Linked DNA regions of Homo sapiens: all the other regions are linked to region 3. Evidence: chromatin contacts called from ENCODE Hi-C or POLR2A ChIA-PET data. All regions are on one chromosome and are shown on one strand. Each heading gives the region's core, a stretch centred on a gene start or an enhancer-like site at or near the end of the contact. The rest is flanking DNA. Distances are from core to core; before and after follow the strand shown. Region 1 overlaps MACF1 (microtubule actin crosslinking factor 1). Region 2 holds the start of HPCAL4 (hippocalcin like 4). Region 3 holds the start of MYCBP (MYC binding protein). Region 4 has its middle 24 kb from the start of PABPC4-AS1.

Evidence for each region. A loop is a pair of places that touch in the nucleus more often than their neighbours do. ChIA-PET counts read pairs that join two places held with the same protein, here RNA polymerase II (POLR2A). Pooled maps may share reads with other maps.
Region 1: a map of naive thymus-derived CD4-positive, alpha-beta T cell shows a loop between it and region 3 (3-fold over the local background). The contact joins the enhancer-like site here to the promoter of MYCBP in region 3. A Hi-C loop is called at or near these places in 3 of 168 maps with a recorded cell type or tissue (CD4-positive, alpha-beta T cell, naive thymus-derived CD4-positive, alpha-beta T cell and posterior vena cava), 2 of 37 single-sample maps with no recorded cell type and 10 of 50 pooled maps. POLR2A ChIA-PET finds 5 or more read pairs at or near these places in 1 of 52 experiments (activated CD4-positive, alpha-beta T cell).
Region 2: a loop to region 3 is called in a map of naive thymus-derived CD4-positive, alpha-beta T cell, with 6 times the contacts of the local background. The contact joins the promoter of HPCAL4 here to the promoter of MYCBP in region 3. A Hi-C loop is called at or near these places in 1 of 168 maps with a recorded cell type or tissue (naive thymus-derived CD4-positive, alpha-beta T cell) and 5 of 50 pooled maps. POLR2A ChIA-PET finds 5 or more read pairs at or near these places in 1 of 52 experiments (activated CD8-positive, alpha-beta memory T cell).
Region 4: a pooled map shows a loop between it and region 3 (4-fold over the local background). The contact joins the enhancer-like site here to the promoter of MYCBP in region 3. A Hi-C loop is called at or near these places in 1 of 168 maps with a recorded cell type or tissue (prostate gland) and 3 of 50 pooled maps. POLR2A ChIA-PET finds 5 or more read pairs at or near these places in 1 of 52 experiments (A549).

Annotation. Positions count from the first base shown.
Region 1 is chr1:39,404,306-39,408,039 of GRCh38, forward strand. All of the region lies in intron 58 of MACF1 (microtubule actin crosslinking factor 1), which reads left to right. Among named protein-coding and RNA genes, the nearest start is that of BMP8A, 85 kb to the right of the region's middle. Within about 2 kb of position 1,251, at least 3 of the 41 ENCODE cell types and tissues checked have a DNase peak (open chromatin) inside an H3K27ac peak, as active enhancers do.
Region 2 is chr1:39,689,564-39,693,050 of GRCh38, forward strand. It overlaps HPCAL4 (hippocalcin like 4), which reads right to left and starts at 1,870. Exons shown (of 4, transcript NM_016257.4): 1 at 1,743-1,870. RefSeq lists silencers at 146-372, 1,647-1,726, 1,947-2,176 and an enhancer at 2,249-2,839.
Region 3 is chr1:38,870,862-38,874,597 of GRCh38, forward strand. MYCBP (MYC binding protein) reads right to left here and starts at 2,487. Exons shown (of 5, transcript NM_012333.5): 1 at 2,430-2,487; 2 at 2,157-2,229. The coding sequence starts at 2,444. GJA9 (gap junction protein alpha 9) reads right to left here. Exons shown (of 2, transcript NM_030772.5): 2 at 3,208-3,736. The coding sequence ends at 3,690. The region is part of intron 1 of RRAGC-DT (RRAGC divergent transcript); the gene reads left to right. All of the region lies in intron 1 of GJA9-MYCBP (GJA9-MYCBP readthrough), which reads right to left. RefSeq lists an enhancer at 1,521-2,043.
Region 4 is chr1:39,538,794-39,542,742 of GRCh38, forward strand. It overlaps the pseudogene PPIEL. Among named protein-coding and RNA genes, the nearest start is that of PABPC4-AS1, 24 kb to the right of the region's middle. Within about 2 kb of position 2,083, at least 13 of the 41 ENCODE cell types and tissues checked have a DNase peak (open chromatin) inside an H3K27ac peak, as active enhancers do.

The DNA of each region.
Region 1 (3,734 bases), core at 1-2,500, 530 kb after region 3:
ACTAAAAATACAAAAATTAGCTGGGCATGGTGGTGCACACCTGTCATCCCAGCTACTTGGGAGGCTGAGGCAGGAGAATCACTTAAACCTGGGAGGTGGAGGTTGCAGTGAACCGAGATCGTGTCACTGCACCCCAGCCTGGGTGACAATGTGAGACCCTGTCTGGAAAAAAAAAAAAATTAACAACAACAACAAAAAAATTTGGAGACAGGATCTCACTCTGTCGCCAGGCTAGAGTGCAATGACACAATTACAGCTCATTGTAACCTTGAACTCCTGGGCTGAACGATTTTCTCAGCTCAACCTCCCAAGTAGCTAGGACTACAGATGCACATGCCTGGCCAATTTTTTAACTTTTTGTAGAGACGAGTGTCTTGCAATGTTGCTTCGGCTAGTCTTGAACTCCTGGCCTCAAGGGATACCCCTGCCTCAGCTTCTCAAAGTATTGGAATTACAGGTGTGAGCCATTGAGCCCAGCCAGAATTTGCTTCTTTAGAGTCCTGCCTTCAGCTCTCTACTTAGAAATATTTGTCTTTGCCATCTCTGTATATCTGAAATCCTAATGAGTAAATGTGATTCCCTCCATAAAGCCTTCTCTGATACCTCCTGCCTTCCTTCTTCCCACCCTTCTGTCAGGTCTTTTCTAACTTGCAAAGCCCCATGATTTTGTCATCACCATGGTTTTGGTGACCATTAGTCTAAAAAGAGGGATTAATACACTGTCTTTTGGAAAGTCTACAGGCAGGAAAGGGCTTACAGGGGTCATGAGAGTTCCTGCAGAGTGTGTGGAAAGTTTTCTCATGGGTTCACGAGTACATGAGAGCTCAAATAGCATCAAAATCCTTAGTATCCCACTTAAAGCAAACTTCGTGTCATGCTATGTTGCTTTATGAGCCACTCCGTAGCCATGTTTATAATAATAAAAGTACCAAAGGATGGCAGTGACTGATGCCCAACAGGTACAGACTAATACTGTGGAGTTTCTACTTGCTACTAAATAATGCTTGTAAAATCTAAAGATCCTAAGATGAAAGGCATTGTGTAGATTTAAAATGAGCAAGATCCAACCAGTCCTCTGTATCCTCTTCTACTCAGAATTAGTCTTCCAAGAGAGAGCACCCATCAAGGTGGGTGATAAGGCATCATAGAATCTAGGGAAGTGTGAATCTGGGGTCTCCAGATTGTCCCAGAGGGCTGGCATTTTAGGTCTGGAGCAGACAAGGGCAGGATGCCAGGTCCAAAACTTGGAAAGGGAGCTATGTTAGGGTGTGAGGAGACTCCACCCGGCTGTCTTTCATTAGGAAGACTGCAGGAAGGAGCTGGAAGGGCCAGGATTTTTCTTTCTTCTAAGTTCACTGAAGGAAAATCTAACACCAAATTCTGTACTTGGGAATTTCAAAATGAGTAGAGAATTCTTTGAACTCTGTAATCAATTAACCGGAAACTCATTTGAAATTTGGCTTCAGTGCATATGTTTGTGGTTACAGGGGTGGGGGAAATATCTGAAGAGGGTCTCTGGAGCTCCCTGTATTTCTCTTTTAAAAAGTTTATACACAGCATGTGAAATGAACAGATGCTTTTTTTTTTTTGTAGCTATCAGGGCAACAAGAGGTGGAAAGCTGTATCAGGTATTTATTTCAGTCCCTGAGATGGCTATTGGCAGAGTTTCACATACCTAAACTAAGGAGAAACTCATGAACAGATAAAAATTAAGACATGGAGGAGAACTTGTGCTTCCTCTCTTGATTTATTTCTAAACACATACTGATGATTTTTTAAAAAGAGCAAAGCACTCAGAAAGTATTCTTTGGCTTTGGGTTCTGGGGTTTTTTTGGAGGTGCGGTGGGAGGATTAGATTACTATATGTAATTTCTCTTTAGGTTGTATTTAAATTTGTTTTCCTAACACCCTAATTAGAGAGAGTGTGACTGCAGATAATAAGTAATTCGAATCTGAATTTCATAGTCGTAGGAATGCTCCATTTATTTATTTATATGGATCACTGATGAGAGTAGTAAGAATATTGGTAGATAGACATGGGAGGGAATTATTTAAGAAAAGTCTGGATTGGTTGATACCTGACTTGGTGAGGAAACAGTAAAGGAATTTCTGTTCATGAAGTTTGTGATTCCACATCAAGATAATTCTTTATGGCTGGGAACAGTAGCTACGCCTGTAATCCCAGCACTTTGGGAGGCTGAGGTGAGTGGATCACCTGAGGTCAGGTCACCAGCCTGGCCAACAAGGGGTGAAACCCATCTCTACTAAAAATACAAAAAATTAACTGGGTGCGGTGGCGCATGCCTGTAATCCCAGCTATTGGGGAGGCTGAGGCAGGAGAATCGCTTGAACCCAGGAGGCAAAGATTGCAGTGAGCCAAGATTGCGCCACTGCACTCCAGTCTAGGCGACAGAGTGAGACAGAGTCTCACTCAAAAAAAAAAAAAAAAAAAACATTCTTTATAATAGAATAACCACCCATGTTTCATCCAGAGCCAGAATTCCTCAGATTCTTCCAACCAGAGGGGCCCTGGCATGCTAAACAGTCTGTTATGATATCTGAACACTTAAGTGAATGTATTTGGCCAGGGATATTTGCTAGTAAAATTGATCTTTCCTTCCCTGAGTTTTTCCAGTTGTGCTGAATAATTAAAGGAAAATTAAAACCTGGATTCCCTAAACTGTTAAGTATCAGATCTGTAAGCTGTCAGTCCTTAGGATTACAGTGTATCAGAGTTAGAAAGGACTTTAAAATTCATCTGAACAAACTGCAGAAGATTTGTAAATCTGTTTTCCCAAATCTCTGCCAAGTGATTGCTTGAATTTCTGCTCAAACACCTCCAGGGTCAGGAAAGTCACCAGTTTAGGGGACACTCTATTCTTTGAATAGCTGTGAGAAGCTCTTTGTTGGTTTTAAATCTCACATCTTAGTGTGCCAGCTTAAGGAGATACCCAGAACAAGTTTCCTTCCTCCCACGTCTCAGCCCTTCAGATACTTCATGCTAATTACATCTCCTAGAACTTTCTCTAGGTCAGACATTATTGGGTCTTGCACTGTTTGTTCTTCATAGGACAGGGTTTCTAGTGTCTTGGCAGTATACGACCAAGAGGACACAGGATTCTGGGGCAGTGCCTTTAAAAGTTTTAGAACTAAAAAATATTAAAACTAGAAAGGGTGTCAAGACACAACCTAGTCGGCCTCCCCACCCCTTTCAGTTTACAGATGGGCAGAGTCTTTTGGATTTGAGTGGGTAGAATTGATCAGCAGCCGTTGTTGAAGTGAGAAATGAAGTGTAAAGCATTTTACCAGAGAAAGGTCTTTTAGTTGCCTAATTCCGATTACAGGCTTCAGCGCACTTCTCATTTTTGCCAAGGACCAGTCTGATTCCCTAAGTAAGCCTAAGGCTCAGCTCAAGGTTTCAGTGCCAGATCTTCATACACCAGGTGTTGGTTTCACTTACTGTTTGTGTAAAGGATAGAAATAACTTTTCCATAAGTTTTGCGGTATATATTGACCACATGGTCCGACAGAGATTCCGAATTTTAATAGATGTTTTTTTCCTTCATAAAATCAGAGAATGGCCATCACAAATAGAACAGAGTATTGGACCCGTTCAGAGATGCAGCTGCCTCTGGTGGACAGTTTCCTGGGTTGCCCTTTGTACTTTCTTTGTTTAACAGTCACCAGGTGACCAAGTGGCTTTTCTAAAAGCCAAAGGCCGTGGACGACGGGAT
Region 2 (3,487 bases), core at 620-3,119, 820 kb after region 3:
ATGCTCTGCTGGAGCTGTGGCCCTGCTGAACATGGGCAGGCTCCTCTGCTTACCTCTTGAGGGCTGTCCTCCAGCTATGAAGGAGCTGGGACTGTCCCATACACAAAACCATTGTCCCAGTGTGCCCAGAGGTTTCTTCAAGAGGGCTAAGGGCTGTGGGCTTTGAATGGAGAGGTGGCTGAGGCTTTGAATGGGAGGGACTGAAGGAGGCAATAATCCCACACCCTCACCCAGCTTCAGAGGAGCTGGTACTGAGGTGGTTGCCATGGTGACAATAGCTCCCTGGTCAGGAGATTTTTTCTCTCTTTCCTCTCCTCCCTTTGCTCTTCCCCAAGCAGCAGCAATAGCAGCAGCAACCAGGTCTTTTCCCTCTTCTTCTTAATGAGAGGCAGGGGATGACAAACAAAGAGTAATCCCAGCTGGCCACCTACAATTTGGAGCTGTCCATGTCAGGATGGGCTGGTGGTCTAGGAGGGACTCCTAATAGAAGGGGCCTGGAGAATGTGTGGGAGGAGGTAGCCTGTACCTAGGCTGGTTAAGAAGGAATGTGTCTTCAGTGAGTTCTAAACCAACCCCGCCCCCCTCAGGTCTCCTCTCTTTAATGTCCTCTTGGTTCAGGATCCTGTTTTTCCATAATCAGCCATAGAACCAGAGTGTCTCAGTGCCAGAAGGCTGTTCAAGTTCATCTCACCCAGTCTACCCTCTCTGTTATACCTCTCCCCATTTTCATGAAGGATCAGAGAGGGGAGTGACTTGGCCAAAGTCAAACTTTGGCTGTACAAGATTTGAACCCAGCTCATCTGCCCTCCAGGTATAGTTCACTTTAGGGCCAAGAGCAATACAGCCCACATGGCACCTTGGCAAGGTCCCCACGGAGCAGCAGGAAGGTGGGAGAGAGGGAGCAAATAGTCATACAAATTAGAAAGACATTTGACAGGCAGAATGAGAGGATTTGGTGCCTGGCTGTGAGGGGGGAGGGAGGAGGTATGGAGGTTGGGGCCTTGGCAGCAACTGGACTGACGGTATGGGTGGTCTGCTGGGGGTGGTGTCTTTGGTTCATCCTCCCGCCAGGATGAGAGATGCCAAATATGGGGCCTCTGCCTAGCACTGGGGGCCACTGGGGAGGGCTGTCGAGACTGTGAGGAGAAAAACTGGGGAAGGGGGATTGTCCCCCCCTCAGGTATGCTGTGGGCTCTGTCAGCTTGAGGGGTGGGATGTGGGGACAGTGTCTGGGGACAACAAGGAGGGAGCGCTCTGTGGAGGGGGAGGCTGTCTTTGGGGGCAGGGGCTCCCTGATGAGAAGTGGCTAGGGGCTATCCGTGGAGGTGGGAGTTTGCCATGGTGCTGGGCAGACAACCCATATCCAAACAGGAGGGAGGGTGACCAGCGCCTCCAGCTAGCACCAGCGCCACCACACCCCCAGATGTGTGTGTGTGCATCTGTGTGTGTATGTGTGTTTGCGCGCGTGTATGTTGGGGGCCATAGCAATGGTTGTTCTCACCTGAGCTGGGGATAAGTAGGCGGCTCTGCCTCCTTCTCTGCACCCATGGGCCTGGACTGAGGTGGGGGGTCTCCTGCCCAGGGGTGGGCTCTTCAGTTGCTGCCGCCTAAGGCGGAACCACGGGTCAGGGAGGTGAATCAGGGCAGGACATGAGGATGGGAAGGGAGAGTGGAGGGGGAGGGGGCCAGGGCCTCCGCCCGGTGGGTTTGTTGCCTTGAGGACCCGGTCCCACTCGCATTACCTGAGGCCGGTCGCCGGGTCGCTGGATGGCTCCGAGCCTCGGCGGGCCGCGGGAACCGAGGCTGGCTCGCGGGCCGGCAGCTGTGCTCTCCAAGGTCTGCGCCGGAGCCGCCTTCCAGCTCTTGTATCACTATGTGCCTCCCGAAGGCGACACTATTTGCATAAGCCCCGCCCCATCCCGGGCAGGTTGCACGGCTATTGGCTCCTCTGGAGCGGAGTGGCAGGCGGGGTTTCAGGTGGGGACCGGGTGGCCGGCGAGGCCCGGCCGCAGGAGCGCGCCCCGCCTGCCCGCGCTGACCTTCCCGGAGTCGCCGGGAAGCGGGAGGGCTGCACCCCCATCTGCACCCCTGCCCTGAGGCTCAGCCCCCGGCTTACAAGTCTGGGGTGGAAAGGGTCGACGATGAAAGTGGATTCTCAAAAACAACCTCACCGTTGCTATGGAAACGGGAGAACCACAGCCGAATCTCTAAGCTTCCTTTCCTGGGCCCCAGCATGGGTGGGGGCGGAAGAGGGGATGAGTCACAAGATGAGACCCCCCCCCACACCCATATCCCACCCGAAATTGGGAGGGGCCAAAGAGGAGCTGGGGAGGAGCTGGGTGGGAGAGGGAGGAGGTGGCTGGTCAGCAGTCCACATCTCTGCGTCCCCCCTCCCCACGCATCCACTCCCCTCACGCCGTGGGGCAGAGAGGAGGGTGCTGGTTGCGCGCGGAGAGCGCGGTATGGGTGGCGAAGTCCCAGCCTCTACCTAGCCCCGCGCTAGTCGTGGGTTCCCTCCAGCCACCCCTCTGGCCCTTCATTCCGGTCCCTCCCCAGACGGGCCCTCCTCCTTTCTCATGGACCCCCAAGAGGCCTCTCGCGTTCTCCCCCGAAGGACCCCTATGCCTAGCCATGGATCCTCCATTCCCCACCCTCCCGTTTTCCCGTCCCGCAGACGGAGCCGGTCCCCAGCCGCCGCCAGTCTCCGGCCTCGGATGTTGACACAAACCCGAGGCGGTTTACACTGAGCGGGTCTGGAAGCTTTCAGGGCCCCGGCAACACCTCCTCCCCGCACTTGGGGGTCTCCCCACAGCCCGGGCCGGCCGCCTGGGCTGCACTGGCGTCTGAGAGCTCCTGACACAAGGCTGTGGGAAGGAACCCTTTTAAGCCAAACTGGGGGCAAAAGGGGAGCCAGACATCCCCGGGCTGGGCCACGTGCGGGGCAGGGACTTCTAAGGATCTGTCGAAAGTCGGGGCGGACGGCTGGGGATTGGCCTAATCGGAGCGCGGACGCTGAAGAGCAGCGGTGAGAGGCGGGGCTTCTGTCCGCGCGGCGAAGGTAGAGGTGGGCTGGGCGGGGCGATGGAGGATGGGGTCAGACCTGCCGCGAGTGGGGGCGAGGCTTCTGGAGCTGGTCCCAGAAATGCCTGGGCCAGGCTCGCTGGGGGAGGAACCCGTGGACGTCCCTTTTCTTTAGGACCTGTCCCGTTGCCCCTTGAAACGGTTTTGCTCTACCATTTTCGAGGCTGCGGACTATGCCTTCTCTCTGCGGCCTTAGCGGGGGCTGAGGGCTCCAAGGAACCTGCAGCTGTAGGAGAAGGCGCGTCCTTGGCACTATGGGTTGGTGACTCATGAAAGACAGGTGTTTGAAGCTCTAACTCTTTCACTTCTCTGATACCTTCTCAGCTCTGGGTCTTGGGGACCCAGAGATGAGCGAGAACCCCCCTTGCTCACAGTTAACCATAATCCAAGGCGTGAAGAAGTGGGG
Region 3 (3,736 bases), core at 1,237-3,736:
GCTGAAAATCAAATTTTTAATAAATCACATCAATACTGTGTTGGCTGATGTTATTTAGGAGCCTGGAAATCTAAGGAGATTGAGAGGTTAAATTCTAGTGGAGGGCGGTGGCTCACACCTGTAATCCCAGCACTCTGCGGGGCTGAGGTGAGCGGATCACCTGAGGTAAGGAGTTCAAGACCAGCCTGGCCCATGTGGTGAAACCGCCTCTCTACTAAAAATACAAAAAATTAGCTAAGCATGGTGGCACATGCCTGTAATCCCAGCTACTTGGAAGGCTGAGGCAACACAATCGCTTGAACCCGGAGGTGGAGGTTGCAGTGAGCCGAGATCATGCCGCTGCACTCCAGCCTGGGCAACATCTTCTGTGTAGTCAGTTACCGCCTACAACTGTCATTTTTCTGCCTTTTACCATTCAGTCTTTCACTTGCTCCATCCAACCACTCTGGCCTCCTTAGACTTCCTGAAACTCTGTTTCTTTCAGGTTTCTGGTCAAAAATTACTTCTTAAGAAAGGCCTTCCCCCCATCACCCTATATAAAATGACACACACATCCCACCTGTCACTTTTTTTTTTTTTTTTTTTTGGAGACAGAGTGTCACTGTTGCCCAGTGGCACAATCACAACTCACTGCAGCCTTGACCTCCTGGGCTCAGGTGATTCTCTCACCTCAGCCTCCACAGTAGCTAGATTACAGGCACACACCATGCCCAGCAATTTTTTTTTTTTTTTAAGAGATGGGAGTTTTGCCATGTTGCCCAGGCTGGTCTTGAGCTCCTGGCCTCTAGCAGTCCACCCACCTCAGCCTCCCAAAGTGCTGAGATTACAGGCATGAGCCACGTGCCTGGCCTCACCTGTTACTCTTTATCCCTAACTTTGCTGTATTTTTATCTGTACCACTTACCACTAGCTGACACTACATATTTATTTATGTATTTCTCTCCCTCAACTAGGATATAAGCTTATGAGAGCCGAGACTTTTATCCTCCCCTGCTTATCTCCAGTGTGCAGAACAGACACCTGAGTAAAATTATTAAATGAAAGAAATGAACGTAAGGAGTTTTTAGACGGAATGACATTCAAAGCATCTGTGACACTTTCAGAGACAACATAGCACAGTACTTTCACAGAGTAGTCCCTTAAGACTTGCTGAAGTTTATTTGCAAAGAGGTAAACTATTATCTGAACCCCAAATAGGTAGCAATTCAAAATTACTAGCCTTCTTTCTTCTAAGACCCAGGAGTTATGCTCCTAGAATTTTCCTCTAAACTTTGCTTCTGTCCAAAGGGCAGTTACCAATTTATTTCCCACTTCCCAAACTTCCTAGTTTCATATGACCCAAGTCCTCATCCCTGCGAACAATTCCATTCTACACCCTTGAATATCCCAGTGAGTTGAGTGACACATAGCAGGCATTCAAATTAGTGCTAAGCCAATAAAGTAAACTGTACCCTACCCCTTGAAATCCTCCTGTTTCCAACACTTTACTCATCTACTTAACTTAGATCTTGAAGCCACGAATGAAGAGATACAGCGTTAACAGTAAGCTTTCATTTTAAAAAGTGAAAACAATGTAACCACCTTGATATGCCCTCGAGCTCTTTAAGCTGTAATTCTACTTTATGAAATATACACAAAATAAGAATTGACACAGACAGACTAAGGAATGGGGGCTGAAAAGCCACAGCCAAATTCGCTATGAATCTCCTACTTTGGGGATTAGGCTCACTCAGCTACTTCATAGCCCACTTGGAAATTCGGTCATTTTTCCAGTTGCTCTTTGTTGGAGGGAAACTTTCTTAACAAGATTCTGAGGACTCCATAAAAACCGTAAGGTGGGAGGAATTGGGATCTGAAGGTCCTTGGCAAACATGTCCACTGCGGCTGCTGGAGGCAAAGCAACGGAAGTTGAAGAGACTTTGCAACAGCTGCAAGAGTTTCACTCCCGGTGCGGAGAAGGGTAGCGGAGCTAGGCTACCCCACCCGGGCGGCGTCCAGCAGCCAGGTCCCTGCTGAACCCCGAGGCCCACCTCGCTGGACCCCGGACGGGCCCCATCTGTTTCCCCTCCTTCCCCACGCTACGGCCCGCTGGGGAACGGGGCAGCGCCGGGGAGCACGACGAGGGCACGAGGTACCCTCTCCTAGCCCAGGCTCACCCTTGGTCAGCGTGTCCAGCACCCCCGACTTCTCCAAGTACCTCCGGAACTGCTCACGCTTCGAGTCGGCGGCCTGAAGAGACACCGGGGGTCAGTGGCCAGAGCCCGGGAGCCGAGCAGGAAGAAGGCGCTGGGAGTCCGGCAACCCCGCCTCCGCCTCACTACCTCGGGGCCCTCCCGCCCAAACCTGCGCGCGCGACCCCACTCCCACCCAGAGCCGACCAGCGGCTTGCTACCGCCCGCATGCCCCCAGCCACGCCGCGCCCCCCTCACTTTGTAATGGGCCATAGTGACAGCGGCAGCGGCGTAGCTGGCGCCGGAGACCGCGACTGGCGGGTTGGGAGCAGCACTGCTCATGCGCGGAAGGGGGCGCGCGCCTGCGCACTTGCAAACCACCGGCCGGGATCGCCGAGGTGTGGCCTGTTTTCATGGCGACCAGGACGCTCTGCATCCCCAGTAGCAGGCTGAGCCGAGGGAGGCTGCGTATGCCCGCCCCTCTGGCTGTCGGAGCCGCACCTCTTCCTCTTCCGGCCCCCGTAGCAATTAGGTTTCTTTGCAGGAGGTGAGATTTTGGTACCTCTGTCCTGGCGTCCGGAGGCAGGGCCCGGGAGCATTGAGACTATTGCGAGAGAAAGGACCGCCGCACGGTGGTAGCGAGCGCATCTTTTTCATCTGGGACCTCGGAAACTGTGGTGACCCATAGGTGCTGGGCTTCTTGGCTCTCGTCCTGAGAAAGTGCTCACAGTGCTTTGCAGTAGCCGAGGAGGGTGTTTAGAATCATATATTTTGGCTTCAGCTTTTATCTTTGGAGTCTCCTTGAGTCGTGGCTGACTTGATGTGGGCCTCTGGAGGATGAGCAGTAACGAGCTTGCAGTAGCTTTTGAGCCAGGCACTGTAGAAAACACGGGTATTTTAAATTTTAATCCTTACAACACCCCTGTAGGGTGGGTATTGTTAATTAAGTGGAGTGGTTAGATGTCCAGTGAGTAGAGTCGAGTCCAATCCGGGCAATGAATCACGATGCTATGAACTGGTGAAGGAAAGCCACGGATCTTCTTAAGATTTTATTTACTAGGTAGCAACATGTGATTATACTCAAGACACATCAGGATGCCAGTCTAGAAGGAAACTTACGTGATTGTGTTCCAGGGGCAAACAGAATTAACCCAGTGTCCAAGGTGGAATTGTATAGATCAAGAACCATTTCCTAAGGCTGTGGTCTCTTCAAAGAGAAAACCTGATCAAACCATTTAGCCTCAATTCTGAACATGTGATTTTCCCAAAATCAGTTACATTCGAAAGGATATCATTTAAAAAAAAAAAAATCCTGATTTGACAACTCTATGTCTTTGAATTTAGAAGTGTTGCTTCACAATCTCGAATTAGAGCTGTTTTTCTCTTGCTTAAATGAGTTTGCAGTTGTCTGTCTTAACAGCTGGTCTTTAGAGCTGCCCCTATCTATTTTTTCTGTGCCCCACGACCACTAGGCTACTTCTCTGATAATATATATAATGTCTAAAAGCCAACCGCTGTTTAGATCTGAAGATCTGTGGGAACCCGCCTACCAATGAGATTGTTCG
Region 4 (3,949 bases), core at 833-3,332, 670 kb after region 3:
CAGCACATCCTAGGGGCACAGAGAGGTGCCAGGACCCAAGGTGGGTTAACCCTGTAGGACAGCGTCCCCACGCACAGCGCAGGATGGGTCAGCAGGAGGATGATGTGATCAGATTTATGATTAAAAACAATCACTCTGACTGCCAAGTGAAGATCAGACTATGAGGGTGAAGAAGCCAGGCTGGAAACAGGACTTGGTGGTCGTGGGGGAAGGGTGAAGAGTAGCTGGGCCAGGAGATGACCTGAAGTCAGATAGATGTGGCCTGCAGGTGATGCAGGAGTCCATGATGACGCCTAAGTTTCTGACCAAGCAGCTAAGTGGATGGTGGAGTCATTTACTGAAACAGGGAAAAGGGGGAGGAAGGGTGTGGGGGAGAAGGCCAAGGCCACATTTTGGACATGTGAAGTGTGAGATGCTCGTGGGATATCCAGCAAAGGTGAAAGGTAGGTGGTTGGACAGGAGTCTGGAGCTCAGGGAGCCATCAGCATGGTGACCCATGTGGACAAGCTTAACTCGGTGATTTCACTGAAAGTCCTGGGACTGGGCGGCGTGATTGCCCAGGGCATGGGTTCTCAGTGGTATCATACTGCCCCCTAGGGGCTACCAGAAACTGCAGTCTATTTTTGGTGGTCAGTAATACGGTGCTACTGGCATTGGAAGGAAGGGATCAGGGAGGGACTCTAGATGTCCTGCAGTCTCCTACGTAATGGAGAGTTACTCTAAATCCTGGACTTTCAAAAGCCCTGAATAACATTCATGTAGATAAGAAAAATCTATTTATAATGATCTGAGCCTACACCCTAACTCCATGTTCCATATAAATCCAAAGAATTATTTTTTTGTATCAAATTTTTCCAGAAATCAACCCATCCTGTCACTTTTCATTTCTTTTTGCTCAGAATTTTACCAAGAGATTTTTACTATTTCAAAACATCATGTTACTTTGATTCTGCCAAAACAACACACCTGAATCAGTCCACACTACTAAGTGCAGCTCTAGGCAGAAGTACACATGTTCAAGTACTTCATACATGTAGTTGCTTCCAAGCATTTGAATACTGAAATGCATATTATGTTATTACAAATTGTTTTCCTTTAATTTCCCTTTATATTACAACTATGAAATAATACTGTGGGGTTTTTCGTTTGAGACAGAGTCTCACTCTGTCACCCAGGCTGGAGTCCAAATGGTGCAATCTTGGCTCATTGCAACCTCTGCCTCCCCAGCTCAAGCCATCCTCCTACCTCAGCCTCCTGAGAAGCTGGGACTATAGGTGTTCACCAAGATGCCTGGCTGGTTTTTGTATTTTTTGTAGAGATGGGGTCTTGCCATGTTGCCCAGGCTGGTCTCAAACTCCTGGGCTCAAGCAATCCTCCCACCTCGGCCTCCCAAAGTGCTGGGATTATAGGCGTGAGCCACTGCACCCAGCCAATACCGTGTTTTTAATTAGGCATTCACTGGAAGGGTGCAGAGCTGTGACTTCCATCTCAGCACACTAGAGCATGAGCTGTAAGAGGCAGGTGCTAGGGTAAAAGGGTGAGAACTATTGAGGTAAAGAGTGAATACAGATACAGAAAAGCCATGGTGAGCACTGGGTCCCTCCAAAAATTTAGAGACTAGGAGGAGGAAGAGACAAGGGAAGAGACTGAGGGAAGACACCATGGGGCAAAAGGTAGGAGAAGAGGGAGGCCACCATTGTCACAGGAAGGCAAGCAGGCCAGGCAGGAGAGAATGATGCAGGCAGGGGAGTAGATCTGGCTGCAGGAAGACTAAATAGTTCTCTTCTGATTGTTTCTATAAATAAGCGACACCATCAGCTGAGAGGGAGAGTGTATGAAGCAATGCTGGAGGGCTGAGGAGTGAAGAAAAGGCGTGTTTTCCAGTCAGACGATGGATGACAAGTACCTCCAGCAATCTGGGAGGACCACTGGGCATTGCTCAAGGTGCCCTTAAGACCTGAGCTCCTCAACTCAAGAGGGACCAGATAGCTCAGGGCTGTGCTTTTCTCTAGCACACAGAGTTCTGCACTACGTAAGAAGGAGCACGAGAGAGGCAGCGGGATCCTTGGCAAGAGGAAGGAGAGTGCATGCAGCGACGGCGCGTGAGATGTGAGTGAGGCAACAGGGCAGTGTGGTGTGGGTGGATGGGCAGCGCATCTATGAGTCTAGGACACGTGCCAACCATGAAAAGCCCCAAAAGGATGACGTGCTGTCACATGAGGAAATCTGAATATGCACTGCAGTTGAGAGAATAGTATTGTAGCAGTGTTTGTTTTCTGATTTTGAGAACTATGTCCTGGTAACATTAAAAATACCCTGTTTCTTATGAAATACATGCTGAAGTATTTAGTGGTAGAGGAACATGAACTCTCCAACTTACTTTCAAATGGCTCTAAAAAAATACGCACTGTCTATAAAAATACACAGAAGGAGAATAAATAGGAAATGATGTTCACCAATATAAACAACTGGTGAACTTGAGTAAATGCCAGCAAAGGTGTATGGGGTTCATCGCACTATTCTTGTAACTCTTCCGTGAGCTTGACATTACATAAAATAAAAAGTTACAAAAACAATAACAAGACACCCCTGTAGGAGCAGACCCAGGCGTCTATGCTTCTTCCTCTTTTAATGAAAGGAGACAAATGGGAACTGAAATAACCCAAAATAAAAAACAGAAAAGCTTTTCAAAGCCCAAAGCTAACTCCACCCTAGCAAGGCTGAACGGTTCTCCTGTGTCTGGTAGCTGGGTCTCCTCCAGATTCCCTGTTTCTCAGCCAGAACCACGGCTCATCCTTCCACCCTGCACGGCCAGCTGCCCTCGCCCAGCCTCCCTTGTCACCACACGATGAGTGGTTCCTACCTGGTCCTGTGTGTTTGAAGATAAAGTTTTCATCATCAAATTTCTTCTTGTAGATGGACTTACCCCTGGTGCCACCGTGGTTTGTGAAATCACTGCCCTGGCAAATGAACTGGGGGATAATGCGGTGGAAGCTGCTTCCCTTGAAGCCGAGTCCTTTAAATGGGTGCACATGTAGAGAAAATTCTCTGGGATTGAGAAAGAGAAAAGTGCTGAGGTAAGAATATCTAACTAGATAATTAAAACTCCAGCTCTCTGTAACATGCCATCTCTACAAAAATAAAAATAATCATTTGGGTCCCAGCCACGGTGGCTCATGCCTGTAATCCCAGCACTTTGGGAGGCCAAGGTGGGTGGATCACCTGAGGTCAGGAGTTCGAGACCAGCCTGGCCAACATGGCAAAACCCCATCTCTACTAAAAATACAGAAACTAGCTAGGCATGGTGGCACACTCCTAGGTGACAAAGTGAGACCCTGTCTCTGAAATAAAATACACACACACCCCCAAACTCCAGCTCTCCAAATCTAAAAAAGTACATAGTACCTTTATTTAAACTAAATGCTTAAGTGTGGAAGTGGCACACAAATAGATAGAACAGACTAGGTGAAAAGAAGAGAAAGTCCCGAATAGACCCAGAAACGTATGAAAATTCAGTATTTCAGCTAGGCATGGTGGCTCACATCTGTAATCTCAGTACTTGGGGAGGCCAAGGCAGGAGGATTGCCTGAGCAGAGGAGTTGGAGACCAGCCTGGGCAACACGGCAAGACCTCATCTCTATTAAAATATATACATAGGCCAGGTGCGGTGGCTCGGGTCTGTAATCCCAGCACTTTGGGAGGCCGAGGTGGGTGGATCACCTGAGGTCAGGAGTTCAAGACCAGCCTGACCAATGTGGTAAAACCCTATCTCTAATAAAAATACAGAAAATTAGCTCGGCATGGTGGCATGTGCCTGTAATCCCAGCTACTCGGGAGGCTGAAGCAGGAGAATCACTTGAACCCGGGAGGCAAAGGTTGCAGTAAGCTGAGATCATGCCATTTTACTCCAGCCTGGGCAACAAGAGTGAAATTCCGTCTCAAAAAAAAA